2 separate regions of the Homo sapiens genome follow, and region 1 is linked to region 2. The links are chromatin loops, found by intact Hi-C in ENCODE. Cell type or tissue: spleen. All regions are shown on one strand. Links, peaks and the distances in the headings refer to the core of each region. The heading gives the core; the rest is flanking DNA. Region 1 overlaps TRIP12 (thyroid hormone receptor interactor 12). Region 2 overlaps TRIP12 (thyroid hormone receptor interactor 12).

The links. A loop is a pair of places that touch in the nucleus more often than their neighbours do. Peaks named below come from ENCODE experiments on the same cell type or tissue, not always from the same donor. Only the 100,000 strongest peaks of a DNase experiment are listed, where the experiment ranks them.
Region 1: it touches region 2 in a loop (2.2-fold over the local background); 7 of 110 quality-filtered maps call a loop at or near these places.

What each region holds. Positions count from the first base shown.
Region 1 is chr2:229,899,249-229,914,798 of GRCh38, reverse strand. The region is part of intron 1 of TRIP12 (thyroid hormone receptor interactor 12); the gene reads left to right. Among named protein-coding and RNA genes, the nearest start is that of TRIP12, 15 kb to the left of the region's middle. RefSeq lists a silencer at 12,959-13,159 and an enhancer at 13,951-14,452. In spleen, for the core only: a CTCF peak has its summit at 3,819 (motif pointing right); no DNase peak of the experiment used is centred there; H3K4me3 peaks cover 386 bases; H3K27ac peaks cover 776 bases.
Region 2 is chr2:229,843,295-229,858,953 of GRCh38, reverse strand. TRIP12 (thyroid hormone receptor interactor 12) reads left to right here. Exons shown (of 42, transcript NM_001348323.3): 4 at 1-182. Among named protein-coding and RNA genes, the nearest start is that of TRIP12, 71 kb to the left of the region's middle. RefSeq lists enhancers at 7,440-8,118, 8,119-8,798. In spleen, for the core only: no CTCF peak of the experiment used is centred there; DNase peaks (open chromatin) are centred at 6,193 and 8,070; H3K27ac peaks cover 4,117 bases.

The sequences.
Region 1 (15,550 bases), core at 1-8,000, 60 kb before region 2:
CAACAAGCCTTCAAGACTTGAAGTTACAGCATTTCAGTGTGTATTTTAATCAACTTGTTGGCTGTCATAACCAATGAGTTCTACCCTGACTTCAAAACTCCTACTCACTCTAGCCGTGGGCAGTGCTCTGAATAAATAGATGTACCTTGTGCTGTGTTCTTAAGGTCAGATGAACTTAATTTAAAGATTTTATACTGGTAAACATGTGCGATGCCCTGGAAACCTAAAGTGAGTTTTCACAGTAGCCCATCTCTTGAAATTCTCTCTTCAGTTGTAATTTAAGCTACTTTGTGTCCTTAGAGAGCAGGTTCATAGAGATCATATGAATGTCCCCTACTTTTTTTGATTCTCAAAAACCAAGTGCTTCTAGTAGCCTTGTAAATAGGAAATATATGCAAATGCTGTCAACTTCTCAGACCCCAGTGTTTCGTAATTCTGTTTTACATCCTTGGCTGCAATCAGATTGAACTGTTTCTTCCTCTCTGAACACACCCAGCAACTTTTTAGCATTTTTGCTTTGGTTTTTTGTCTACTTGAATTGACACCCCCTCTCACATCTTGTATCTATTATTTTTATTATTATTTTTATTTTTTGAGGCAGAGTTTTGCTTTGCCGCCCAGGCTGGAGTGCAGTGGTGCGATCCCGACTCACTGCAGCCTCCACCTCCACCTCCTTGGTTCAAGCGATTCCCTGCCTCAGCCTCCTGAGTAGCTGGGATTGTAGACTGGTCTCCAACTCCTGACCTCAGGCAATCCACCCACCTCGGCTTCCCAAAGTGCTGGGATTACAAGTGTGAGCCACCGCGCCTGGCCTGTATCTCTTAGAAATATATATACTTACACTTAACTTTCTTCCAGTGACTCCTTTAAAATTTTTACTCCTTACTCTCCTATTCTCCTTCTGTAACATATTTCAGGATGACTTTCACGTTCTGTCTTACATAATTAGTTGTTTACATTTTAACTTAACTGGGTTTTTGGCCTCTTCAAGGTAGAGATCTCATTCTTTTATCTTCACAGTGTCTAGCACAAGGCTTCCAACATAATGCATTGTACATGGTAGGTGTACGTGGTAGTGTGTTCTGGTGTGACACATTGAGAAACGATGTTGTGAAATAATATTAGCATCGTTTGCCATAATTTACTTGCTTGTTTTCATTTTTCAGGGGTTGGCAGCTGAGTGTAGAATATAAATTTTTCAAAATTAGGCTCATTAAAATCAGCTACTTAAGGAATTGTTAAGACCCTAGAATATTTTAGTTAGTTGGTTACCCCAAATTTAGCATTTGGAGATGATGTTTATTAGTAGATGATGATTTATTTATCAATACATATTTATCAAGTGCTTACTGTGTGCCACAATTGTGCTTGACAGAATATAAAAGGGACCTGAAACTTATTCCTTGTCTTCCAAGTTCTGTTATGTTTCATATAGTTGATATTTATCTTATTCCATCACAGCTTATTTGTCTAAAACTGTATATAGGAGTATAGTATTTAGCATAGAGAAATATTCTGTAAAATTCTAAATGTAGATTTTCTGCATTTAGAAAATCTGATATTAGAATGTAAATTAAGAAACATGAATTAGGGCATGATTTGTGGCTATACTAAATAAATTGTTGAAGCATCTTCATTTACAAATATTCAGCCAGGTGCTGTGGCTCATGCCTGTAATTCCAACCCCTAGGGAGGCTGAGGCAGGAGGATGATTTGAGCCCAGGAGTTCAGGACCAACCTAGGCAACACAGCAAGACATCATCTCTACTAAAAATAAAAAATTAGCCTGATGTGGTGGTGCATGCCTGTAGCCCCAGCTACTTGGGAGGATTGCTTGAACCCAGGAAGTTGAGGCTGCAGTGCGTCATGCCACTGCACTCCAGTCTAGGCCACAGAGTGAGACTCTGTCTCAAAAAACAAAAACAAATACTCATCAGCAGCTAATGTGAGTGCATATCTGGTTCCATACAAGATCTGCCCTCTTAGAGGGTGCTGAAAAAGAAGAGATTTATAAAAGGAGATTCCTTATCTTGAAATGTACTTTGTTGTAGATGAGTTGAAACTTACGACTACAGCACACAACATCTAACATTGTGCATATTTGTTATTAAGTACAAGATCGAGTTTTATACAGTGGGTACTTGGAAGTTTAGAGAGGTTCAGTTCTGGGTTGAAGTTACTTAGGAAGACTATGAAGAGAGAGGGGCTTAAACTGGCCCTGATTGTTTGGAGGAAGATATAGAAGAATGGGGAGCTTAAAGGTGTAATTGTGGTGAGGATCTAATATTAAGGTAAATGGGCTCTCTGGAGTAGAGGGTCCATATATATGAAATAACAGGAAATTGGGCTGAGATTATTGAAGTTCTTAAATGGGAGATCACGGAATTAGATTTAACAGATTATGTTGAATGATTGTTGATCCCTGAATAGGTGATGTGAAAAAGGTGTACAAAAATATTTATGAATGAACTGAAAACAAAAATAAAAGTGCTTTTAGATGTCATTTTTTATGACAGTGCTTCCCTTTCTGATACTACATATAAAAGTTTTTGTATTAAGTTTTGGAGGAGATAGAAGTAGTGAAGGTAAAACTTCTTGTTTTTTCCTGTTGTTTAAAATGTTAAATAAGCAGAAGCTGGTTTATTGTCTAAATGACCCACACCAGTCCTCTGTTGGACACAGAAGTCTTCCTTTAGTGGAAGCTATCAGTCATTTTGTCTCAGCACATTCAACTGTTGTTTGTTCAGATTTTTTGTAATTCAAAATACTTTTTGATACCTAATGCATGATTTTTTGTGAGTTGTCCTCAGTAATTTGTAAGTCTTATATAGGGAAACTTTTGCTTAGCGTTCAATACAGTGAAATTATGTTTAAAACAAAAGTGAATTGTGGCTTAAATATTTAAATACTTCTGGTTTTTTTTTTCTAGCCATTACTGACTCTGGGATAAATATGTAAATACTTTTAAAAAGTACAAATTAATATTACATAGTTTAATCAAATTAAATATTCTAATAAAATATTCGCTTTGCACTCTGCATAGTAGAGTTGTTACCCCTTTAATTGTTTTTAAAATTTTATTTTGACACATAATATGTATGTATTTATGGGGCACTTAGTAATGTGTCAATACATACAATGTATAGTAGTCAGACCAGGGTAATTAGCATACCATCATCACAGACACTTATTATTTCTTTGTGTTGGGACATTCAATATCTTCCCTCTAGCTATTTGAAACTGTATATTAAACTATAGTCACCCTGCAGTGGAATAGAACAGGAGAACATACTCTTCCTATCTAGCACAGTTTTATATCCTTTAACAGATACCATTACTTTTATACAAGTATGTATACAGGATTTTAAAAATGAGAAGTTAGGTTGTATGGTGGCTGAAGAGAAACTAAAAACAATTTTTTTCAGTGTTCTGATAGCTATGATATTTAGCTTTCTTTAGCAGCTTTTATTTCTGGTGTGTTCTTACAGACTTTCCTAATTGCAGTTTGGATTAATTTGATTCTTATGTAGAAAGCAGAGATGCTAGCTATGCAGATTTATGACTCAGAATTGTACCTGTTTGTAGAGTAAGGAAGGCTGTATTGTCCAACATTTTGTGGACTTTAGAATAAAAATATTCGTGAAGTCTATCTGTTTTACTGCTGTAGCACAAGAGTGCCTGTTTTTCTGTAAAACAGCCACCCAGCTTCATATATTTTTTCCTTTATATGAAGCATGTATTTTCATTTCTTCCCACCTAGGGAAAGCAGCTTAGTCTCAAGGGAATTTGACCCTGCTCTCTACCCTTCCACCCCAGGTCCAAATGCATTTGTGCCCTTCCCCCAGTAGATGGCAACAAGTAGGCTGATGTTTAAGAAGATTCAGTAGTCTTAACTTTGTGATCAGACCTATTTACTAATTATTTCTCAACTGTCATTAGTAATGTTAGTGTTGATTTTCACATTCTGGCCTCAAAATCCTTTCAGAAAACTAGACTGTTAATTGCAGAGTTCATCTTTTTTACTCTACTCTTCATCCTGCCTTTTGAAAAGTGTTGCCTTTCCAGTTGCTGCTATGAACTAAGACTTGGGGTATTTCAGCCTTTGGTGTGGTGCTGTAAGATAATCTCCTTCTGCCTCTTCTAACCATCTAGTATTACTTTTCAGCTGCCTGTATATTAGGCCATGACATTTTTTCCAGGTATCTTGTCATTACAGAAAGTAAGGACTACTGAAAGGAATTACTGAAGAGCTAATACACCATCATTTTATATCTTCATTGTGGTACATGTTTTAATTGATACTCAGTTTATTTCTTGAATCATTTAAGGAATTGGTAAACTTATGTTTGCTGGAATACCAGAGTTTCTTTCTCTTCTATAAAATGGGTCTACTACCTAACTCATGTGTTTACTGATATTCAGCCATAGTGTTACGGTTTTGTTTCTTATTACTAAAAAAGAAAATGAAGGTGATTCATAATTACAGAGTTAACTTCTGAGAGTTTACTGTATCTCAAGAAACTTAGAACTTTTTCATGATTCCTGCTGAGTTTATTTAAATTTTTAATGCAATAGTAAAGGATTTGGGAAGTTTTCCATATTTCTTCAGACAGTTGTAAAGTTAGGAATGGCTTAATCTATCTATAGTTATTTTAAGGAGTGTAAAATCAAGGACTTAGTAAAACAACAGTTCTAAAAAAATTCTGGAATTGTTTCTATTTTAAGGGCTAGTATTAGAATCATGGCTCAAGGAAAGGAGTTATCTTGGTTTCAGCAACTGCTGCATTTAGCTCTTAAAGGTGTTGCTTGAATTGCATGTAGCAATACTCTCAAACCTAGAAAAGCAATCATTTAAGGCATGTCAGTGCAGTTACTCTAGCAGTGGATATGGAATTAATACATGTGAATTATAAGCAAATGGTATATATATATTTTTTGTTTTTAGAGTTGGGTGTCTCACTCTGTCTCCCAGGCTGGAGCATAGTGGTACAATCATGTCTCACCATAGCCTTGAAAGCCCTTGGATCTTGTGATCCTCCTGCCTTCACCTCCTGAGTAGCTGAGACTACAGGCTCACACCACCATACCTGGCTACTTTGTTTTTTTTTTTTGGTAAAGACAGAATCTTGGTTGCCCAGGCTGGTCCTGAACTCCTGGCCTCATGCAGTCCTCCTGCCTCAGCCTTCTAAAATGCTGGAATTATAGGCATGAGCCACTGTACCAGGCTTTTTTTTTTTTTTTAGACAAGGTCTCAACGCTGTCACCTAGGCTGGAGTCCAGTGGCACAGTCACTGCTCACTGCAGCCTTAACCTCCTGGGCTCAAGCGATCTTCTCACCCTAACCTCTTGACTAGCTGGGACTACAGGTGTTCACAACCACATCCAGCTAATATTTTAATTTTTTTTTTTTGTGTGTGTGGAGCCAGGGTGTCCCTATGTTGCCCAGGCTGGTCTCAAACTCGTAGGCTCAAGTGATCCTTCCACTGTGGCCTCCCAAAATGCTGAGATTACAGGCATGAGTCACCACTCCTGGCCCTTATCAGGGTATAATAAGTATTTTTGAACACTTCTTATTTCAGGCCCTAGGCCAAGATTTAGGATTATAAAGATATATAAAATGTAGTCCTTGGCCTGGAGTTTACAGTCTTAAAGGGAGAGTGGTAAACTTGGACAAAACTAACATAAAATCTCTTTTTTTTTTTTTTTTTTGAGACAGAGTCTCACTCTGTCACCCAGGCTGGAGTGCAGTGGCGTGATCTCAGCTCAGTGCAACCTCTGCCTCCCAGGTTCAGGTGATTCTCCTGCCTCAGCCTCCTCAGTAGCTGGGACCACAGGTATGTGCCACTGTGACTGGCTAATTTTTTTTATTTTTTGTAGAGGGGTCTCGCTATATTGCCCAGGTTGGTCTTGAACTCCTGGCCTCAAGTGATCTGCCCGCCTCGGCCTCCCAGAATGCTGGGATTACAGGCATGAGCCATCATGTCTGGCCGCATAGCCTCCCAAAGTGCTGGGATTATAGGCGCGTAAGCCACCATGTCCAGCAGCATAAAATCTTTTTTTTTTTTTGAGACGGAGTCTCCCTCTGTCACCCAGGCTGGAGTGTAGTGGCGCAATCTCGGCTCACTGGAAGCTCTGCCTCCCGGGTTCATGCCATTCTCCTGCCTCAGCCTCTCCGAGTAGCTGGGACTACAGGCGCCCGCCACCACGCCCGGCTAATTTTTTGTATTTTTAATAGAGACGGGGTTTCACCATGGTCTTGATCTCCTGATCTTGTGATCCGCCTGCCTCGGCCTCCCAAAGTGCTGGGATTACAAGTGTGAGCCACCGCGCCCGGCCTAAAATCTCTTAAACTGAATTGTGAGACGTTACGCGGATGCTTCATAAGATGACCAACTGTTTGGAATAAAGAATATGGTAAAAATACTACCAAGATATTTCTCAGAATAGTTGCATTATTTGCATCTGTATATATTTGCCCACCTTGAATTCAGATTTAAATTCCTGGTTCCCTTTTTGATGTATCACTTTAAAAGGTATATAATATAGTCTAATGATCTAGGTCAGTCCACTGGTGTGGAAAATGAATGGGATAAGAATATTAAGAAAAGGCATCTTGAATAATATTAGCAACTAACCTGTGTTGAATCCTTCCCTTGGCTCAGGGCTGGGCCTGTGGTACTTTATATAGCTTAGCACAGTCTGCTGGTGGAGGATAATGTGATAATGTATGAATAATGATAAGTTTAGTGAAGTGGGTAAGAGCGAACACTGAGATTCAGTTTAAATCTAGGCTCCAACATTACTAGTTGAATAACCTTTTTTTTTTTTTGACACTAGTTCTCCCATCTGTAAAATGGAAGTAAAAATAGTATATATATCCTGATTGTTATGAGGATTAAATTAGTTAATATATGTAAAACATTTAAAACAATGCCTGGTATAGGATAAGTGCTTGCATTTGTAAACTATTATTATTATTAATTTGTTATTTTTTTCTAGAGATAAGGTCTCTCTGTTGTTTAGACTGGAGTGCAATTGTGTGATCATATCTCACTGCAGCTTCGAACTTGTGGGCTCAAGTGGTCCTCTCGCCTTAGCTGTGGAGTAGCTAAGACTGCAGACATGTGCCACCATGCCTGGTTAATTTTTTATTTATTGTAGAGATGAAATCTTGCCACGTTGCCCAGGCTGGTCTTGAACTCTTGGCCTCAAGCAATCTTCTTGCCTCAGCTTCCTCAGCATTGTAAGAATACTATTTTTAGTAACCATGCCTTTTGAGAGACAGTGTTTTTATTTTCCTTTCCTTTGCATCTGAAAAGACAGTTTTGAGAAGATGGATTTTTCTGATACTATCTTGGAATTATTTGAGTGGTAGAATTTTAGAGTTGAAATGAGATCATTGCGAGTGTTATGGACTCTGCAGCAAGATGAACTTGGGTTCTAGTTTTTCCTTGTTTGACCTTGAGCATGTTACTGTGTAAAATATAGAAAATACATACTTTTCAGGATTCTTTTCAGTTTTTAATGAGTAAATGAAGTTCTTACCTAGCACAGTGCCTGGTTCCCAGTTGAGTGATCAAATAGTATTTGTTTTATTGTAAATGTTAATAGTTCTCCTAAATGGTGCCTTATTTTCACAGTTGGTGGCAATGTATAAAGTTACAGTCAACAGTGTGTATTTATTTTTAAGATGTTATAATTTAGGTTTTGAGTAAATTTAATGGACAATTAAAATGGAATCTAAAAATTGAAAGGAAAAATAACCCTGACCCAGATTACACACTTAGAAAAGTTTTGTGGGGGGCTGTTTCTAAATTTGATTTAGGTTCAGGTGTTTTATCACTGCTAATTATAGTCTCTTTGACTACTTACAGTTTCAAATAAATAAGGTCAGTGTTAGCAGTGTGATATGGCATACATTTTTTGATGTCTTTATTTTGATATAGTCTCAGATTTATAAAAATCTTGCAAAAATAGTGTAAGGAACATCCCATATTCCTCTTTACCTAGTTTCAAGGTCTTTTTTTAATCGCTAGAGGATAAATTTCTTATTTTTTTTTCTTTTTTTTTTTTTGTTTTGAGGTGGAGTCTTACCGTGTTGCCCAGGTTGGAGTGCAGTGGTGTGATCTTAGCTCACTGCAACCTCTGCCTCCCAGGTTCAAGCAATTCTTCTGCCTCAGCCTCCCAAGTAGCTGGGACTACAGGTGCCCGCCACCATGCCCAGCTAATTTTTGTAGTTTTAGTAGAGACAGGGTTTCACCATGTTGGCCAGGATGGTCTCGATCTCTTGACCTCATGATCCACCCGCCTCGGCCTCTTAAAGTGCTGGGATTACAGTTGTGAGCCACTGAGCCCGGCCTAATTTCTTTTTTTTTAATTAATGGAAGTCTTTTATTTATTTTTTTTTTTTCAGAAATAGATGTAAAACCTGATGAAGAAAGATTCATGCAGTAAACAGTAAACATGTTTCTTTTCTTTTCTTTTTTTTTTTTTTTGAGACAGTCTCATTCTGTCAGCCAGGTTGGAGTGCAGTGGCACCATCTCAAGCTCACTGCAACCTCCACCTCCCAGGCTCAAGCAGTTCTCCTGCCTCAGCCTCCAGAGTAGCTGGGATCACAGGCGTGTGCCACTATGCCCAGCTAATTTTTGTATTTTTAGTAGAGACAGGGTTTCACCATGTTGGCCAGGTTGGTTTCAAACTCCTGACCTCAGGTAATCTGCCCACCTCGGCCTCCCAAAGTGTTGGGATTACAGGCGTGAGCCACTGCGCCTGGCCATGAACATGTTTCTTTATGTGGTTCTTCAACAGTTACTATATAGGTGTTGATTTTTCAGAATGTTCTGAATGCACTGTAATGTTTTGTGCCTGAGTTGTGGCCATCATTAGTGAACATTGGTTTATTATACTTAGCCTTAAGGCCCTCATTGGCTATTGGATACTCCTAAATGGCCTGCTTTTTATAGAACTTAATTGCTTTGTGCAGTGCATGTGTTCTCTCCTTGCTCTGATTGGTGGGCGTCTTGGTGTTTAGGCACTGTGAGCTACACCCTCCTCCCCCAGCTTTTAATATGCATTGAGTTGCAAAACTACTTTCTAGACTTGTGTACCTTAAGTTCAGGGTAAAGGCTTGCATTATGTGGCTTTAAGACAGTGATAATTTTGGTAGCTCAAAGGTATTTTTAAAAGTATATTCGTTATTCTCAGCACTTTGTTACCTGAAGGGATCAATAATGCTTTTGTTATTTTTGAAGATGGTTTAAACCTTTTGTGTCTGAAAACTGTTTTAAGAGACTGCAGAGAAGACAGTATAATAACTGAGGGCCTTATTCTACAAGTGAGGGTCTGTGGTGTGCTGGGTATTCATTATTGTGTATAACGTTTTGCCCTTGACTCTTTCAAAATATATCTTCTCTCTTCCTAAATGACTTTGTCTTTTTGCCTGCTATAACTTAGTAATGACTCCTATTATCTGCACTTGCCCACTTGAAGAGTCTTTTTAAATACACTTTTTTTTTTTTTTTTTGAGACGGAGTTTTGCTCTTGTTGCCCAGGCTGGAGTGCAATGGCGCGATCTCGGCTCACCGCAACGTCTGCCTCCCAGGTTCAGGCGATTCTCCTGCCTCACCCTCCCTAGCAGCTGGGATTATAGGCATGTGCCACCACGCTCAGCTAATTTTGTATTTTTAGTAGAGACGGGGTTTCTCCATGTTGGTCAGGCAGGTCTCGAACTCCCCACCTCAGGTGATCCGCCTGCCTCAGCTTCCTGAAGTGCTGGGATTACAGGCATCAGCCAGCGCACCCGGCCTAAACACACTTTTTATTTTAGGTCAGTTTCAGATTCACAGAAAAGCTTCAGAGATAGAGTTCTCCTATACTCCACATCCAGTTTCTGTTTGTGAAAATTTTAACATTAGTATGGTACATTTGACACAACTAATGACCCAGTATTGATACATTATTACTACCTATACTTTATTTGAATTTTCTTAATTTTCACCTAATGTCTTTCTGTTCCAGGATCCTATCCAGGGTGTCACGTAACATGTAGCGAATGACTTTTTAAAACTTATGCTTTTTGAGGCATTTATTTCTGATTATAAAGTATAGAGCAATTGTTAAAATTTGAATAAAGAAAACTAAGAATCACCCCCAATTTTGCCACCTCATATAACCACTATAAACATTTTTGTATGTAGTCTTTCCTTCTAGCCTCTGTTTTAATAATAGCAGATCATATTGCTTTTCCTTATGCTATTATATGATGAGCATCTTCCTGTTGCATTATTAGTTCTTCATTAATGTGCTTTATATTTACTTAACCATAATTGTTAAAATCTTTCCCTTTTTGTCAGATTAAAATTTTTTTTTTTTTTTTTTTTTTGGAGATGGAGTCTCACTCTTTCCCAGGCTGGAGTGCAGTGGCATAATCTTGGGTCAGTGCAGCCTGTACCTCCTGGGTTCAAGCGATTCTCCTGCCTCAGCCTTTCAAGTAGCTGGGACTACAGGCTCACGCCACCATAGCTGGCTAATTTTTGTAGTTTTAGTAGAGACAGGGTTTCACTATGTTGACTGGGTTGGTTTCAAACTTCTGACCTCAGGTGATCCATCCTCCTTGGCCACCCATGCTGGGATTACAGGTGTAATCCACCACACCTGGCCAGAAACTATTGTTAATAATCCTTTTTAAAAATGCTAGCTTTGTACTCATATCTGTGAAGCCATGCTTTTTTAAAAAGTTAATTTATTTTTATTTTTATTTTTTGATACAGGGTCTTGCTCAGTTGCCCAGGCGGGAGTGCAGTGGCTCCATCTTAGTTCACTGCAGCCTTCACTTCCTGGGCCCAAACTATCCTCCTGCCTCAGCCCTCCTGAGTAGATCAGACTATAGGCGTGCATCACGATGCCTGGCTAATTTTTTTTTTTTTTTTTTTGTATTTTTGGTAGAGACAACATGGGGTTTCACCATGTTGCCCAGGCTGGTCTTGAACTCCTGAGCTCAAGTGATCTGTCTGCTTTGGCATCCCAAAGTGCTGGGATTACAGGTAATGAGCCACCGCGCCTGGCCAAAACCATGTTTTTAAATGAAATTTTCCTCCCTTATCTTTTGTATTACCTTGGAGTATCTTGCATTAACTTGGGATACTTGTAATATCATTTGTATTAACCTTGTGCAGGATGTGGCTCTTTGCTTGTGGCAGCCCAATGGGAAGAGTAAGAAGACTCCTTGTTGTGGCTCACAGGCTCCTACATGGCCACCTCTCTGACATCATCTCCTGCTTTTCTTGCCTTCTACTTGCTCTTCTTGCTCCGTGGAACGTCATCTTCTAGATCTTAATGGCTGTTTCTTCATGCGTAAGGTTTTAGCTCAGATGGCCTTACTTGGTCATCCTATCCATAATAATTCCTTTTTCTGATAGGAACATTTTCACCTGCAAGTAAATAGAAAACTTGACCAACAAGGCCTTAAACAGATTGGGGTTTGTTTTTCCTTGCACGACATGGTTCGTTTGCACAGTGGTTCCAGCAAGGGCCAGGCTCTGTGTGTTTCTGCTCTGCCATTCTAAGCAGCAAGTGGTTCTCACGGTTACTGAATGGCTGTCAAGGCTTGAAGTCATTGTGTCCATTGCATTTGAGTCAGGAAGAAGAAAAGATACTGTTGTGTTCCTATTGTTGTTTATCTAGAAAGCAAAAGTATTCCTAGAGGATGCCTAGCCTGTCTCCCTGTATATCTTATTACTGACAACTGGATCATACTTCTGGCAAAAAAAAAAAAAAAAAAGAAAAAAAGAAAAAGAAAAAAAAACCCGCACACAGTAATGGTATTTTGTACACAGCCAGGTTTAGACCATTGGCTTTTAAATTCTTCTAATATGCAGTCTAATATGAATGACCTACTGTGTGTCAGCACTGTATGTGAAGGCATATCTGTGTAACTGAAGTAAGTTGCATGAGCTGTGCTTAATGATTATGCATGCTCTATTTTCTTTTCTCTGTTTCATTTGAAAGTTTTGGTTAGGACCTTTTAAGTCTGGATGCCCTGAACCTTTTTTGAAGCATAGATTCTTTAGCAGTCTGAAGCTCGTGGATACCTCAGAATAATATTGTTAAATTCACAAAATTAATACCCATAAGATTCAAAAAAACCAAAGATCTCAAAATGTTGGAAGTCTAGCTCTCAAACTGTGAAAGCTGGTATGTAATCAGTAATATGTTTATTAGCACTGTCAGTAACGATCTAGCAGCTTCTCAAAGTAGTTGAGTGTAAAGGATAGTTTGAGGTATCTGCAGCAATTGTAATGTGATATAATATCAGTGATTTCTTTTGGTACAAACTTAAAGGTACCGCCAATAATGCTGTGGTTTGTTGCCTATTCATATGAGAAAGAAATGTTAAAATTCTTTTTTTTTTGGTGGGGGGAGGACGAAGTCTCGCTGCATTGCCCAGACTGGAGTAGAGTGGCGCGATCTCGGCTCACTGCTACCTCCGCCTCCTGGGTTTAAGTGATTCTGCCTCAGCCTCCCGAGTAGCTGGGACTGTAGGCACGACCACTATGCCCAGCTAATTTTTGTATTTTTAGCAGAGGCGGGGTTTCACTATGTTGGCCAGGCTGGTCTTGAACTCCTGACTTCAAGTGATCCACCTGCCTTGGCCCCCTCAGAGTGCTAGAGTTACAGGCATGAGTCACCATGCCTGGCTTTAATTTCAATTAGAGGTTAGTGAAATTATTTCTTCCAAGTATAAGAATCCTCATTATGAACCAGTGGTCTAAATTGATTTCATGCCTCTAATCTTGAAGTTTGAAAGAAATAACTGGCTTTAGCCCAATCATGACTCATCCCTGAGGGCGAGGGAATAGCCTGCTTCCTGGGAGGTTAAAGGCGGTTGTAGCTGGATTCTTTTAGCAGGGAAGAAAGGTGGGGTAGTTGGAATTTGGGTAGGGAACCCTGTCTGCTACCATCTTCTGTCTGTAGTCTCTACTTCTTCTTATCTTCTTCTCTTCCCACTGCTTAGTTTTCCTCACAGAACTGTCTGGTAATTGCTATTTGTCTGCCGACCCTGGTAGAGTGTATATTCCTTGAGGGAAAAGACTGTCTTATTACCTTCCAGTTCCTAAAAAACTGTTCTGAAGTAGGGTAACAGTAAAAATAAAATTCGGTTCTCATTTTTTTTTTTTTTCAGACAGTCTCATTCTGTCACCCAGGCTGGAGTGCAGTGGTGCAATCTCGGCTCACTGCAACCTCCACCACCCAGGTTCAAGCAGTTCTCCTGCCTCAGCCTCCCAAGTTGCTGGATTTACAAGTGTGCGCCACCACACCTGGCTAATTTTTGTGTTTTTAGTAGAGGAGGGGGGTTTCACCATATTGGCCAGGCTGGTCTTGAGCTCCTGACCTCAGGTGATCCACCCACCTTAGCCTCCCAAAGTGCTGGGATTACAAGCGTAAGCCACCTCGCCTGGCCAAAGTGAGCCACTGCGCCTGGCCAAAGTTTTCCTTATTATGTAATACTTTTGAAGGTAGAAAGCATTTTGTGAACAAAATAGAATTTTTAAAAACAGCTTTATTGAGCCGGGTGTGGTGGCTCATGACTGTAATCCCAGCACTTTGGGAGGGTGAGGCAGGCGGATTACCTGAGGTCAGGAGTTCAAGACCAGCCTGGCCAACATAGTGAAACCCTGTCTCTACTAAAAATACAAAAATTAGCCAGGCGTTGTGGCACATGCCTGTAATCCCAGCTACTAGTGAGGATGAGGCAGGAGAGTTGCTTGAGCCCGGGAGACGGAGGTTGCAGTGAGCCAATATTGCGTCGCTGCACTCCAGCATGGCCGATAGAGCAAGACTCTGTCTCAAAAAAAAAAAAAAATAGCTTTATTGAGATATAATTCACATGCCATACAATTCACCTATTTACAGTAGGCAGTACTTTTTTTTTTTTTTAAAGACAGAGTCTCCCTCTGTTGCCCAGGCTGGAGTGCAGTGGCGCGGTCTCAGCTCACTGCAACCTCTGCCTCCCGGGTTCAAGCGATTCCCCTGCCGCAGCCTCCAGAGCAGCTGGGACTACAGGTATGTGTCACCACGCCCACCTAATTTTTGTATTTTTAGTAGAGACAGGGTTTCACCATGTTGGCCTGGGTGATCTCCAACTCCTGACCTCAAGTGATCCACCCGTGCTGGCCTCCCAATTGCTGGGATTACAGGCGTGAGCTACCGCACCTGGCCAAATTCTATTAACTTTTAGGTTAAATTTTAGAATTAATGTTGTAATGTGCTGTCTTCTTAGTTAAAAATCTTATCAACTGAAAAATATCTTAATCATCTGTAGTATGGGACTGCAAATGGAAACTGTTATTTGGATTTCTCTTTAGGAAGAAATACCCCATTGGCAATTTCAATTTACTATTTCTACTTAAATTATTTGAATTTAAACATCTCGTTAACTAGAAAATACGTTTGTTGGTTATGATAGTGTCACTTCAAGCAGGTTAGATAGGAAACAGTTATTGGAAGATGCCAAATTCATTTCAGAACCAAATTCAAGTATAGTGATGACTCTACTTTTTGCGAAACAATTTACCAGGTTTCTGTTTGTTTTTTAATTCCTAGGTTGTAGAAGTTCAACTAAAGCAAACATGAAATGTGTGATGGACTTTTAAGAGCTTCCTTTGTATAACAGTCTGTACATAGTGTGTTAAGTTCTCAAGAATCTCTCCTTAAAAACTTTGAAGTTATTTTGTGCAACTGTGTTTTGAATAAACCCATGTCAGTTAAAAACAAACCAAACAACAGAACTTCCATAGGCTTTCTTTTTGTATGTAACAACTTGTTTTAAAAGACCTATTAGCGCCTTCTATATATTTGGTATGCAGTTTGTTTGGAAGATTATAGGTGTGAATTGTGTATTTGGGTTGTTTTGTCATTTCAGTTGTTTGCATGTTTTCAGGCTTTCCTTTGAAACCTATCCACAGTTATATATTGCTCATTCATTCATGCCCCTAGACCTTTCTGAAGTTGTCTCTTGCTAGAACTCCCTTTTTGCCTCCCATTCTAGACCATTCCACTTCTCTCTTGGGGAAATACCTTATTTTCATGAGTTCTTATATACCAGCTCTTCCTGGAATGTGTATTGCCACCCCTAGGGCTCGGGTTGCTCTTCTCTAATAGTACTTAGAGTAGTAGTTTGTCGCCTTTTACTCCAGTTACTTGTTTCCATTTTGGTCTTCCGTTGGTCTGAGCTTCCCAGCATTCTTTTAAACCTTGCATGCATCCTACCAAAGATTCCAGTATCACCGCTGGCTATCTGCACACCTCACTTCAAGTTGTCTTTGAAAGAGGGCTTGGGCTAGCTCATGTCTTTCACAGCTGATAGCACAGGGTAGAATCTTGGTCTAGTTTATTCTAGCTCATTCTTGCTGGTTTTCCTGATTTTTTTTCCACCTGAGGAAAACCTTAACTGTTCTAACACTTTGGAGGTGTGGCAGTACCTCCTGTTTCTACTTCTTTTTACAGTTTTAACTATTTTTCTATTCCCTGTGGCTGAAAAAGTGATTGCGT
Region 2 (15,659 bases), core at 3,674-11,673:
CAGCCCCAGAAGAAGTAGCAGGGAAAAGGAACAGAGTAAAACTGGTGGCTCTTCAAAATTTGATTGGGCTGCTCGTTTCAGCCCTAAAGTTAGCCTTCCTAAAACAAAACTGTCTCTTCCAGGGTCTTCTAAGTCAGAGACATCAAAACCTGGACCTTCTGGATTACAGGCCAAATTAGCAAGTAAGTTTACAAAAAGGTATTTTTCTTTAATTAAAGAAAGTTTCTCTTGGTTTGTCAAAAGCAATTATGCTTTAAAGTTAAGGGTTTTTTCCCCCCAGTCTTAGATAATCTTAGATGTATTACTGTCTGTGTAATTAAGTACATAACAGCATGTAGTAAGTGCTACTACATTTAGTTTTGTTGAGACAGGTAAGGAATACTACCTTCCTATTATTACGAAACCATCACATTTTAGTGTCTGTGTCTTTATTGGTCCTCGCGGCATCTCCTACTTCACTGATTTCCTAATATCAGGATGGGACATAAAGTTGGATTTTCTTCTATACCACATACAAAATTATCATTTAGTTAGGAGTTCTTTTTAGTTATGAGTTGCCATGATCAGAGATCAAATATATATATGTTTTTTTAGATGGAGTCTCACTCTGTCGCCTAGGCTGGAGTGCAGTGGCGCAGTCTCGGCTCACTGCAACCTCCGCCTCCTGGGCTTAAGCAATCCTCTTGCCTTGGCCTCCAGAGTAACTGGGATTACAAGTGTGCACACCATGCCTGGGTAATTTTTGTGTTTTTAGTAGAGATGGGGTTTCACTGTGTTGGCCACGTTGGTCTCAAACTTCTGACCTCAAGTGATCTGCTCACCTCGGCCTCCCAAAGTGTGGGGATTACAGGTGTGAGCTACCATGCCTGGCCAAATATATTTTTTTATATGAGATATTCTTGATGTGTAGATACAGTGAATTAAGTTATTACTATAAATATACCTCAATGTAAATTAAACTTTTTCATATGTAATATCTCACAGTCTTTTAAGGAGTTTTGTCTAAAGATGAATACTACTTATGTTTCACTACTCTTATATACACTACTCTGTGTCCTAAGTGAGTAAGAATATTGCTCTCTAAAAGTTTACAGTGGAGTAGAAAGAATTTGTGTTTTGAGAATACATTCAAGCAAAGAAACAGAAAGTAGATGGAAGAAACATAGCGTTATGTGCATTCCTTCATGAGTCAGTTTTGGAGATATCCAGGAACTCTTCTCCCTCTCTCTTTACCAAAAGACTTCTTCAGGGAACCAGCTGCTCATCTGGGGAATGCTAGTGTCTTTCTTTTCTTTCCTCCCTTCTTTTTTTTTTTTGAGACAGAGTCTCACTCTGTTGCCCAGGATGGAGTAGTGGTGTGAGTGGTACGATCTTGGCTCACTGCAACCTCCACCTCCTGGGTTCAAGCAATTCTCCTGTCTCAGCCTCTCCTGAGTAGCTGAGATTACAAGTGTGCGCCATCACACCCAGCTAATTTTTGTATTTTTAGTAGAGAGGGAGTTTCACCATGTTGGTCAGGCTGGTCTTGAACTGGGACAAGTGATCCACCTGTCCCAGCCTCCCAAAGTGTTGGGATTATAAGTGTGAGCCACTGTGCCCAGGCTTCTTTCCTTATTTCTATTTCAGAAACCTATAAAGGACAAATAGGATAATAAAGCACTTATCTCTACAATTTTTAAAAGCATTTTAATTTTATAATACCTAATTAGGAAGCTTGCTTTTAAGCATCTTTTCTTCTCTGATGGATTTTAGATCTACATTTGGGTAGGGCTATAATGTTTTCTTGGTTTAAAAAGATTGTATATAGTGTCTACTAGCATTCTTGTCAAAGTATAGCTCATATTGAATCAGCCTAACTTAAAATTGAATCAGAACTATTAGCTCTGTTTAATTTAACACTGCAGTCTAAAACTACTTTTGGTTGATTCACATATTACCTGAAATGACAATACTATTAATAGTAGGTACTATATAAAAAATTTTATGTTTAACCTGTATGATAGGTTATTGTGAAGTAACATATTTTACTTTTAGATTGAACTTTGTTCTGTTTTGGTATTTTAAATATGCAGAACATCTGTATAAAATGTTTTAAGTTTAAAGGATTAAGATAGGCTAGATCAGTATCTTGAAGTGAGAAGGAAAAAAAGGTCCAAGTTAAAAGGACAACCAACTATTTGTCCTTCCAATGCTTTATTGATAATTGGAGTTACATATGTCAGCTTTTATGCTGCCTTTCCTCCCTGTGTTTTGTGTCTGTCAGTCCTGCTATGTAATATTCACAGCCAGTGAGCCAGGTTGAGTTTACAGCAAGCTGCTTAGGATTCACTTCCCCTTCTGCCTTCCAGTCTGCCTCACTTGAAGAACTCATCTCTTATGTGTAGGAGGGTTCTAGGGCCAGGCAATAGCAGATTGTACTTGAGTGTCATGGCCTTGGTCCTTTGTAGAGATCAGCTTTCTTTTCTTTATATAGTCTGTTAACTTGATTTTTAAAAGAAAACCCAACTCTACCAGTGGCTAATCAGTGGGATTTTCTCCTTGGTGTTTCAATCAGGAAACACCAAGAGTTTTGGCAGTGTCATTTTGCTGCTGGTTTGATAAAACCAATCCAGATAATTCCATTAAGCCTGCTCAGCACATAGTCACAAACTAATTTAGTATTTTAAAACTCATTTCACCATTATTTCATTCACTTGCACAGTATCTGTGTTCTGTTGTCACTATTAAATCACTTTTCCGTTTTCACTGCCACTATCCCAGTTCTGATCTCTCATCGTAGCCTAAGCTGTTGAAACAAGAGAATGGAACCAGCGTTTGTGTAGCATAAAATAAGTACCAGGTATTTTACATATGCAGTTACATATTCTTTTAAAAAAAATGGTGCTTTAGGATACACTTTTTTTTTTTTTTTTCTGAGACAGAGTCTTGCTGTATTACCCAGGCTGGAGTGTGTGTAGTGGCGCAGTTGGCTCACCGCAACCTCTACCTCCCAGGTTCGGGCAATTCTCGTGCCTCAGCCTCCCAAGTAGCTGGGATTACAGGCGCATGCCACCATGCTTGGCTAATTTTTGTATTTAAGAGACAGGGTTTCGCCATATTGACCAGGCTGGTCTCGAACTCCCGACTTCAGGTGATCTGCCCGCCTCAGCCTTCCAAAGTGCTGGGATTACAGGCCTGAGCCACCATGCCCAGCCTAGGATAGTTATCAAGGAAATGTATTCCAAGGAGATGAAATAACTTCTCTGAGTAATATACCTCATACTTGGCAGAGTTAGGATTTGAAGATGGGGGTAGTAGGTGTGACCTTGAATGAAGCATTTTCTTTTCTCTTTTTTTTTTTTTTTTTTTTTAAACCCTTGTTAGTTTCTGTGTTTTACTGTTGTAACATAATTGGGCCATTTGGAGATACTAAGACTCTAGAGAAAATGAAATGTTATTTGGTCCTTCATTGATAGTATTGATTAAATTTAGAGATGAATACTATGTGGACCCAAGGATTCATACCATATCATTCACCATATATTTGCTGTTTTTCAAATAAATGAAAACATTTCAAAACAAAGTAGCATGTATTTACTGTGCTTTTAAGTGCCTGACAGTTCTGAATACCTTACATGAGTCATCTTATTTGTTCCTCATCGGTCTTGTATAGCAAGTTGTTGTTTTTTGTTTTTGTTTGTTTGTTTTAAGATGGAGTCTTCCTGTGTTGCGCAGGCTGGAATGCAGTGGCATGATCTCAGCTTACTGCAGTCTCTGCCTGCTGGGTTCAAGTGATTCTCCTATCTCAGCCTCCCAAGTAACTGGGATTATAGGCACGCGCCACCATGCCCGGCTAATTTTTTGTGATTTTAGTATAGAGATGGGGTTTCACCATGTTGGCCAGGCTGGTCTTGAATGCCTGACCTCAAGTGATCCATCCCCCGCGGCCTCCCAGAATGCTGGGATTACAGGCATAAGCTACTGTGCCTAGCCTTTGTGTGGCAAGTATTTTTATTCCCAGTTTACCGGTTAGGAAGCTTTGGATCATTAGTAAAGTTACCTGTCTAAGGTCACAGAACTAAGAAGTGACAAAGCCGAGTTAAAACCCAGGCCAGTTGATCTCAGAAATTGGCCTTGAGGACAGAATGATAGGGGTGAACAGATAGGGCAAGCTCAGTCTGGGTAGGTTTCTTGAAGTCAAAACAAGGCATTGTGCATTTTAGGCATGATTAAATGTGTCACTTCAGAAAATAGTTTACAATAGAATTAATTGGCAGGTAATGTTTCTTAAGGATATAGGGGCAAAATGTGGTATTTTATGATTGTCTCTGGGTTCAGGTAATGATATTTTGAGGAGTAGAGCCAAAAATGTTGGATTCAAATCTTAGTTCTGCCATTTTTTCAGTTGGTAACTGTGGGGAATGTTTGTAACTTGTTCTCCGTAAAATGGGCATAATAGCTATTTGAGGAATAAATGAAAACATTAGAAGACTTAGCATAGTGCTTAGTACACAGGAGGCATCACAAAATTTAGGGTGTACAACTGAAAGTGAATATCTTAAGGCAGAAAACATATTCAAAGGAGCATTTTGAGAATGGGGGATCAGTAAGTCCTGGCCATTGGTCAATTTTAAGGTAGCTATTAGATTTGGAACACCAGATTTAAAGTTTTTTTATTTCCTAAAAATCAAATACTACATGTTGTCATTTGTAAGTTGGAACTAAATAATGTATACACGTGGACATAGAGTGTGGAGTAATAAACATTGGAGACTGAGAAGGAGATGAAGGATGATAAATTACCTCATGGCTGTAATATACATTATTTGGATGATGGCTAATACCGAAAGCCCAGACTTTGCCACTAAGCAATATATCCATATAACAAAACTGCACTTGCACCCCTTAAATTTACACAAGAAAGTCAAAACTAGGAATATATATACAAATAAAATTGCATAATTTTATATGTAAACATGTAACCTATATAAATGGATACATCAACATAAATGAAAACAAAAATGTCAATATTAATACATGTACATTGCTTTAAAAAATATTATCTCCTCATAGTTTGGCGAGGTTGGGCAAATCATTCAGCTGTAGTTATGATACCAACCCTATTACTAATCTTATTTGCAAAATAATAAGATTCCTCCTTGTGAAGCATAAATGAAAGATTTTCAAAGTTGTTTTCACATATGAAGTGCCATAGAATGCAGCAACATATTGTAATGTACCATGTAATGTTGAATTGAGAGTTATGGTCATGTATGTATGTATGTATGTATGTATTTTATTTATTTATTTATTTTTGGAGTCAGAGTCTCATTCTTGTCGCCCAGTCTGGAGTGCAGTGGTGTGATCTCTGCTCACTGCATCCTCCCCCTCCTGGATTCAAGTGATTCTCGTGTCTCAGCCTCCCAAGTAGCTGGGATTCACAGGTGCCACCACACCTGGCTAATTTTTGTATTTTTAGTAGAGATGCGGTTTTGCCATGTTGGCCAGGCTGGTCTCGAACTCCTGACCTCAGGTGATCTGCCCGCCTCGCCCAGCCAGGTCATGTATTTAAAGGGCTTTTGTATGCATCAGGGTTTTTTGTTTTAACGTTAATTCAGAGGCCAGAATTAGATTCAGTGGGTGGATGAAAGTTGAGAGATGGGCTTCTGATTAATACAAATCTTAGTAGAATAAAAATCTAAAAATTATATTAAAAATAGAGTAGGCCATTGTGAGAAATTTCACATTGGGTAGGTTTTTTATTTTATTTTGGATATCCTTTGTTTTCTTCCAGTTTTTAAGAATTGAACCTATTTGAATGTGATGTGTTTCCTTAGGTAAAGACTTATTCTAAGACATAATTGGTCAGTAGGAGAGCTTTCATAGTAAAGGAAATGTTTTAAAAATTGTAGGAACAACAGTATTTTTAAGATGCTTTATGAAAAACCATTCTCCATGTTCAAGTATTATTCAAGGAGATTCTAGATAAGCAGGAATATATTGAAAGCTGTGGGAAGACTTGCAGTAACTTCTTAACCCAATAATTTGCAAATTAATTTGACCAGCTATTACTTGGGAACCAGTAGTGGTTCATGGAATACACTCAGGAAATGATATAATACATTTAGTGAGGAAGCTTAAACAGGAAGACCTTGTTATTGTGCTGCTTAGTCAATTGTTGATAGACCAATGAACAAGTTCCCGGCGAGGCACTAGGGCTGGCAGAAGATCTAGTGAAACCGCTACTTTAGTGATAGACTTCCTGAAGCATTGCTGCTTGCCAGCTGTATCTCATCAAAACAGCTCTGAGACAAAGGTCATTCTGTGTTACTTGGTAAAAGTCTCCTGAGTACCCCAGAAAGAAAATTGTTATGTAACAATTTTTAATGTACATTAGGAAGTTATAGCTGTCTCTTGTTTAGCCTAAGTAAGTAGACATTTTTGCAAATTTTATACAGCATAAATATAAAACCAGTAGGGTAATATAATGATATAGATGGCTTCAAAAATCTTTTTATATTTTAATATACTTTAAATAATTTTATAATAGTTTGGCTTCAAAATATATTTTGCTAATCTACCTTCTTATAAAAGCTAATTTAAAAAAAAATTTGCAATAATTTCAAAGTGAGTAGATGATGATGGTATAGAATTATAAGAAACAATTGGTGATCAAAATCTGAGTAATTATGGAACCTGTTTATAGAAAAACTTAAGTTATATTTCCAGGCAGATGTTCTATTGAAGATCTACTTTACTCTCTATTATTTAAAGTGGACATCATGTGCACGTTATTAGTAACATAGCAGTAGTTAACAGCTTACTTTTGTCTTGAGTTTCATATTCTCCTGGTGACTTTGCATGTAGCCTGTGGTTTTTATCAGACCTAGACAAGAACCAGGCAAAAGCCAAATTCTAGAAAAGAGATTCTGATTAGATTAGGAAGACTTAGTGCTTTGGGCCCCTAGCACGGAGGGAGGAAATAAGAATGAGTTAAGCAGGAGAGATGAATTTAAGTTAGATACATGGTTTTGTGTCCGGAATTGGTGGATTCTTGGTCTCACTGACTTCAAGAATGAAGCCGCGGACCCTCATGGTGAGTGTTACAGCTCTTAAGGTGGCGCGTCTGGAGTTTGTTCCTTCTGATGTTCGGATGTGTTTGGAGTTTCTTCCTTCTGGTGGGTTCATGGTCTCGCTGGCTCAGGAGTGAAGCTGCGCGGTGAGTGTTACAGTTCTTAAGGCAGCACGTCTGGAGTTGTTCCTTCCTCCCGGTGGGCTCATGGTCTTGCTGGCTTCAGGAGTGAAGCTGCAGATCTTCGCGGTGAGTGTTATAGCTCATAAAAGCAGTGTGGACCCAAAGAGTGAGCAGTAGCAAGATTTATTGCAAAGAGTGAAAGAACAAAGCTTCCAGTGTGGAAGGGGACCCGAGCGGGTTGCCACTGCTGGCTCGGGCAGCCTGCTTTTATTCTCTTATCTGGCCCCACCCACATCCTGCTGATTGGTAGAGCCGAGTGGTCTGTTTTGAGAGGGTGCTAATTGGTGCATTTACAATCCCTGAGCTAGACACTAAAGGTTCTCCATGTCCCCACCAGATTAGCTAGATACAGAGTGTTGACACAAAGGTTCTCCAAGGCTCCACCAGAGTAGCTAGAGAGTGTCGATTGGTGCATTCACAAACCCTGAGCTAGACACAGGGTGCGGATTGGTGTGTTTACAAACCTTGAGCTAGATACAGAGTGCCGATTTACAATCCCTGAGCTAGACATAAAGGTTCTCCACGTCCCCACCAGACTCAGGAGCCTAGCTGGCTTCACCCAGTGGATCCTGCACCGGGGCTGCACGTGGAGCTGCCTGCCGGTCCCGCGCCATGTGCTCGGACTCCTCAGCCCTTGGGTGATCGATGGTACTGGGTGCCCTGGAGCAGGGGGCGGCGCTCGTCGGGGAGGCTTGGGCTGCACAGGAGCCCACGGAGGTGGGGGAAGGCTCAGCCATGGTGGGCTGCTCTCCCGAGGCCTGCGCTGCGGGAAGGCAGCTAAGGCCCGGCGAGAAATCGAGTGCAGCGCCGGTGGTCTGGCACTGCTGGGGGACCCAGTACACTCTCCGCAGCCGCTGGCCCGGGTGCTGAGCCCCTCATTGCCTGGGGCCGGCAGGGCCGGCTGCTCCTCCGAGTGTGGGGCCCGCCAAGCCCACACCCACCCGGAACTCCAGCTGGCCCGCAAGCGCCGGGTGCAGCCCCCGTTCCCACTCGCGCCTCTCCCTCCACACCTCCCTGCAAGCTGAGGGAGTGGGCTCTGGCCTTGGCCAGCCCAGAAAGGGGCTCCCACATTGCAGCGGTGGGCTGAAGGGCTCCTCAGGTGCCGCCAAAGTTGGAGGCCAGGCAGAGGAGGCGCCGAGAGCGAGCGAGGGCTGTGAGGACTGCCACACGCTGTCACCTTTCAGTTTCACCAACTTGCATCTTGCAGGATCATCTCTACTTGCGTGAAAAAGGTAGATAATCTGTGAGCTCTGTGAAGAGTTGGGCAGGGAGCTTAAAAGGAAATGGGTTGAGTGTCAGTTTTCTATATTACAAGGCAGCTATTAAAGTAATTTAGCAACTTAAAAGTTTAGAAGTTCCAATATGTGACCGCTTTGAAAAATTACTAACAAATAATCCTAGTGTTTTTGAGGCTTTAAAAAAACTTTAAACAGAAGTGGCCAAATTTAAAAAAGAGATCATTTAATTGTAAATACAGCATTGACTTCTTTGTTAACAAGGCTTTGCTTTGTATTACATTGTTTGGAAATTATAAATGGCCATGTTATATATTGTTTTGTATGCAAGGTCAAAATAAGAATTAAATTAGCCAAATTATGTTTTACTCAATTTACATTAGTAATTGCCCTTTATATTCTTACGTGTATTCTGGAATGGTTTTGACACTTCTGATTCTGATATATGTTTGTTAAAAGTAATCCAGAAAGTACCAAAATATACAAAGAAGAAAAATACAAAATCACTTTTAATTTCATTCACCAAGGGCTACCTCTTTTTTTTTTTTTGGTGTGTATTATGCCAAAAATTTTCACTTTATATTTATCAACACTTATGTGCAGTGTTAAGTGAAAGAGTTATATAAGACCTTTTTTTTCTTCTTCTTCAAGAAGATAATCATAGCTTACTGCAGCCTTGATCTCAAAAGATTCAAACAGTGTTCCCACCTCAGCATCCCGGGTAGCTGGGACCACAGGCACATGCCACCATACCCAGCTAATTTTTTTAGAAAGATTTTTTTTTTGTAGAGATGAGGTCTCACTATGTTGCCTAGGTTCGTCTCAAACTCCTGGACTCAAGCGATCCTCCTATCTAGGCCTCCGAAAGTGCTTGGATTATAGGCATGAGCCACTATGCCTGGCCAGATCTATTATTTTTTTTTAAAGCAGTCTTTCTGCCACTTTGCCCTTTTCTGTGGCTGATTATTTTGAAGTTTCAGTGTCTAGATTATGTGCTTTTATATGTCCCTTTGTTGATTCTTCTCCCCCACCCCCAAGTGTTTGATCCCTGTTGTGTTCCCCTTAGGGAAAATGAAGATTTTGCATTCTAACCTTACCCCACCCCATTCACCTACCAAACACATACTGTTACATACTTCCTGTCTTCCCAGTGATGATCAGCACGCAGGGTTTATTGTATCGTGAACATCTAAATGTTATTTACACTGAGCCACGTAAAGGAACATTTCCTTTCTCACACATTTTTGCTTTTCCTGAATTTTAAATTCCTTTTTGTTGTTGTTTTCCTTACTTTCCCATGAACTTACTCAAACTCCACATTCCTTACTAATTGTCACAATCTTTTCTCAAGCTGTCTGCATGCATTTGTTTCATCTTGAAGAAATGAGGCCTCTGGATGGTTGTTCATTATGCCTGGTTATACGGCTTCAGCCTTGGGATTTTCTTCAGTCTTCTTAGTTTCCCTTTTCTAGATTTCATGTCATCTTGGTTTCTTGTTTTGGTGGAATATTTCTTCTTGACTCTAAGGAAAAGTATGAGATTTTAATAATTTACAATTTATTTTTTCAAAATTTAGATGTCTGAAAATGTTATACCACCCTGATATTTATTTGCCAGATTGGTGAATATAGAGTTCTGGGTTGGGAATTACTTTCCTTCAGAATTTTCAAGAATTATATAGTGTATTCTGTCTTTCAATACTGGCACCATTCCTAGTTCTGATTTATTCCTTGATAGGGTGACCAACTGGTTTTGCTTTCTCTGGATCTGGGGCATTCTGAAGACTCAGGACTTACAGCTCTAAAACCAGCATAGTCCTAGGCAAACTGGGACTGTTGGTCACCGTGTACTTGTTTGTTTTCTCTTTCTTGATTTTCTATTGAGTGCTTGTCCTCTTAAATGGTCTTGATCTTACTGTTTGACATTGCTTTCCTTTTTCGTTCTGTTTCTGGTAGATTTCTACATCTTCCAACTTTTCTCTTGAAATGCTTTTTTTCCCCCATGTTTGCCATGTTTTATTTCCAAGAGGTGATTTTGTTTTCATTTTCTTGTTTATAGAATCATGCGTTTGGTTTATGGTTGCATTTCTTTTTTGATGACATTAATGGTGAGTTTTCTTTGCCTGTGTAATCTCAAGTATTTGTGTGTGTGGGGGGGGCGGGGGGGGCCTGCATTTTGGATTGGTTTTGTCTTTCATGTTAGGAACTTTCCTCATATTCTGGTAATTCTGGTAATTCCTGGTTGTCTCCTCATACTCAAGTGTAATTCAAGACCAAAAGTCTAATTTATAAGCTCTGAGTACATAAGGGAGGTTTGACCGAGATTCATTGTTTAGTGATCTGGTTGGGTCATTTTGTTGTAAACTTCCTCTTATCATTATTTTTAGATCTTTTTTTCTTTAGCTGGTAAAATTCCACAGAGAAGATTGTTTCAAACTTCTGCCTCAAGGTGAAGCCCTAAGTGCCTGAGTTCTGGGGGCCAAGTGGGAGAAGAGGCCACAGATGGAGGCAGGATAATGTATATTGTCAGACAGTATGTCTGTACTCGATTCCCTTCTCTCCCTCTTATTTTTGGTGTAGTGAACCTATTTGTACTGTGTACTTTAGTCAGGAATTTCTATATTCTATACTTCCTAAAGAATAAAGGTCTTGTTTTTTGCTGGAACCAGGAGAGGAATGGTTACCCAGCTGTACAAGTGTGGGAGAGGATCTGAGGATCTGATGCCTTGTAAACAGCCTATCAGCCAATCTTCAGTTTTAATCCCAACACTGCCCTAGAGGTATCTGGCATCATCAGATCCTGAGCCTTTTTGGGTTTCTCTGGTGTCAGTTTGATTGGTAGTTAATCTCAGCTTTCTACTTTCAGCTTTCTGGACTTCCCAGTGCATTTAGCCCCGGCATTTCTGGTTTTCATCTCCTAAAATTGTATTGTAACAATAGTGTCTTCCATTCTTCTCATCCTTGTAGATTTATGTCTCAGATTGTTTTAATGCTGTATTAGTGGCATTTCATGTGGAGACAGAAGTGAGTGCATGTGTGTTAAGTCTTCTGTCTTTACCCAGAAGGGAGACACTTCGCTAGGCATATGCAAAAGTATGATCTCGCTGTACATGACAGTGGGCATTACTTTTTGAGTGCCTGTTATGTGGCCAGGCTCTGAAATAGACATTTGATGTCCGTTAAATTTCATCTTCAGAATGACAGAGCAAGGTAATAGTTGTGGAGAAACAAAAGTGCATTATTTGTCTAAACACTTTGTAATAGAGTGGTTTCCTTTCAAATAACTATAAATTACATCATTCGTAATGGCTAGATATGGATGTACCCTAATTAAGTATAGCTTTGTAATTTACACCACTCTTTCCTTGTTAAGTCACTGGTTATATTCTTTTTAGATATTGACATATATTTTGAAACTGCACTTAGAAATACATGAATTCCCACCAGCTGTGTAAAAGTGCCAACATGTTCAAATCCTTATTAAATAATAACTGTTTTCTTGCAACTTTAATTACCATACTGTTTTATTTAACTATTCCCTGTTATTGGGCATCTAGCTCCTTTCTAGTTTCTCCTCATTATAAATACTGCTTAGATGAATACCTTTGGACATTTCCAATATTTGTAATTCATATTGACAAATCAGTGCATGAAATGCTGTGCATTGACTAGGAAATAAAAATTTGCTTTAAAAATTGCATTTGGGATTTAGCTCATTATCTGCAAAATCTGTCTTATTATTACTGAGTTATTTTAAAATAAAAGTCTGTGATTCCTTTTTATAACCTCATAGATTACTTTTCATTTTTTTAAATTTATTTTTACCAAAGTAACCATTAATATAGTTACACGGGCATACCTTGGAGATGTTAATGCACTCAGTTCCCAGCCACCACAAGAAAATTAAAATCACAGTAAAGTGAGTTCCATGAATTTTTTTGTTTCCCAGTGCACATAAAAGTTGTACTTACACTATACTGTAATCTAGTAAGCATGCAATAAATAGCATTGTGTCTAAAAAAACAATGTACATGGCTTAGTTAAAAATATTTTATTGCTAAAAATTGCTAATGATCATCTGAGCCTTAGCAAGTCATAATCTTTTTGCTGGTGGATGATCTTGCCTCAGTGTTGATAGATGTTGACTGATCAGGGTGGTGGTTGCTGAAGGTTGGTGTGATTGTGGAAGTTTCAAAACGATAAAGTTTGCAGCGTTGATTGACTTTTGCTTCCACGAAAGATTTCAATATAGCATGCGATGCTGTTTGATAGCATTTTATCTATAGTAGAACTTCTTTGAGAATTGGAGTCAATTTTTTTCCAACCCTGCTGCTGCTGCTTTATCACTAAGTTTATGTATATTTTAAATCCTTTCTTGTCATTTCAGTGATGTCTACAGCATCTTTCCATGAATAAATTCCATCTCAAGACAAAAACTACCTGCCCCCCCCACCTTTTTTTTTTTTTTTTTGAAAAAAAGAGAGGCTCTCGATCTGTCACCCAGGCTGGAACGCAGTGGTGTGATCATAGCTCACTGCTCAAGTAATCCTCCTTCCTCAGCTTTCTGAGCATCTGGGACTACAGGCTTGTGTCACCGCACCCAGCTAATTTTTTTTTTTCTTCGTAATTTTTTGTAGAAACTATGTTGCCCAGGCTGGTCTCAAACTCCTGGCCTCCAGCAATCCTCCTGCCTCTGCATTCTGAACTGCTGGGCTTACAGATGTGAGCCACTACACCTGGCCAGGCGTTTGTGTTTTAAAGATCATCATAGTCATCCCCTGATATGCCTATAAATGTAAATGACTTGTAGCAATTTTTTTGATATCTACCCTTAAGATATTAATTTGTATACTGTATTCTTTTAAAATATAAAAGAGGCTTTATTTCTTTTGTTTTGGAGAGTTTTAACTAGTTTTTGAAATTTGGATGAATTCTTACGTGGTTTTTTTTCCCCCTCAAAGTCTGGGTCAGTAACCATTTTCTGCAAATGGCCATATAGTAAATATTTTAGGCCTTGCTGACCACATACAATCTTTGCCACATATTCTTCTTCATTTATTATGACTTTCTGGAATGTATAAACCATTCATAGCTTGAGAGGCTCAGGTTGCCAGTCAAATTTGTTCCACAGGCTGCCGTTTGTCAACACCTGCTCTAGACTAAAAATTCTAATAATGACTTACGGTCTGAATTTTGGGATTAATGGTGGATATTCAACCAAAATTAAATGGAAATACAAATCAGTTCACATGATGGGTGGTAAAGCCAAGAGAATGCCTAGCTTCAGGCTTGGCTGGATCCAGAGGTCAAATGAAGATAGCACTTGCAATCTCACATCTTGTGACCTCCCTCAGACTCTCCCTTTACAATAAAAGAGGATAATATCTACTCATTTATATATCAACATTTAAGGAAGTCCCTGATTTCCTTGGGTTATATACCTGTCCTTGAATGAATCAGTATGGTGGAGGAGAAAAAAGGGTGATGATGGTGAGGATTGGTGTTTGACCCTCTTGTGTAATAGTAGAAATGTGTTGGAGAAGACATTTCCAATGGTACCACGTGGAGAAGAGGTAGGAGATAGCTCTCCAGAGAACTTTAAAAATAAATAAGCAGTGCACTCAGAAAAAGGGTTTCTGTACATTAAAAATAGGTGTGTGTACTTGATCATCTAAAGTCACTTGAAAATGCATGTGTAAGTTGGAAGATAACAGTAATTATTTGAGTGGAATAATTACTTATGGAATGAAGATCTTAAATCCACTTCCCTCACCTCTTCGTCCCTGCCCGATTTTTATAGAGTCTTATCAAATACATTGACATTGATGTTTGCTTTGACTTCTTGTGTAACAGAAGGAATCTTGAAGAAGCTGGAAAGTTTACTTATTTCATTGCTAGAATACTTTATCATGGTGGGGGAGACTATATTTTGATTGTGGGACTGTGTAATAGGTCTGATGTGTATCTCAGATTACCATATGAAAGATTAACATGCCTTTAACATAGATCATGTAAGAATGGAAGATAGCATAAAAACAGGACAGCGAAGATTTATTATTCAGTTGTCTATTTCTAGTTTTTAATTAACATAACATAACTAAGAGTAAAAGCCATTCCAGTATTGGTAGTGACCTACCTTTGGTGACTCCTTTTAAGTAGGCAGACATTTCTCCTTGAGCTCATTTCTCCTGCAAAATGATGAGATTGGAATCATTAAATAATAGTCTAATGTAATGAGAAGTACATTTTAAAATTTATAAAATTTCAAGTAGACAAGGAAAGTAAATCATGTAAGCAGGAAGTACCCCAAAGCATCTTAACTATTCTTACATAAGAGTAAGTAAAATATCTAAGGTCATTGTCACTCCTCAATCTGATTCTCTTACAATGTTGTTTTAAAAATTCAAAGCTTGCAACTGGATACATACAGTTTTAATTATATCACATTTCGAAAGCCAAACCTTGCAAATTGCCGCTGTTTTGAAAGACTGAAACCTTGAACTTTGAATAAATCAGTTTTTTTTTTTAATTAGGAATACATGTTCTTTTTTTTCTTTATTTTCCTCCCTTTCTTCTCCCCTCCCTTCCTTTTCTTCCTTTTCTTTTCGCAAGGTCTTGCTCTGTCATCCAGGCTGGAGTGCAGTAGTGTAATCTATGGCCTTGGACTCCTGGGCTTAAGGGATCCTCCCGCGTCAGCTTCCTAAGTAGCTGGGACTATAGACATGCATCACCATGCCCAGCTAATTTATTTTTATTTATTTATTTTTTGTGGAGACACAGGGTCTTACAGTGTTGTTGATGCTGGTCTCAAACTCCTGGGCTCACCCATTCCTCCAGCCTCAGCCTCCCAAATTGCTGGGATTTCAGGCATGAGCCACTATATCCAGCCTGTGTTTTTTGTTTGTTGTTTTGGTTTGGTTTTCTTGTGAGGACAAGATCTGCGTTGCCCAGGCTGGTCTCAGACTCTCAGGACTCAAATGATCCTCAGGCCTTGGCCTCCCAAAGTGCTGGGATTACAGGCATGAGCCACCATGCTCAGCCTGTTTTTGTTTGTTTGTTTGTTTTATAGATACGTCTGTATTGGAGAACAGAACAATTAGGATTTTTAGGCAGACCATACTAACTGCCAGTTTCATCTTTATCCAGAGGTTTAAAGATTATAGTAACAAGGGCATATATACTTATACCAAT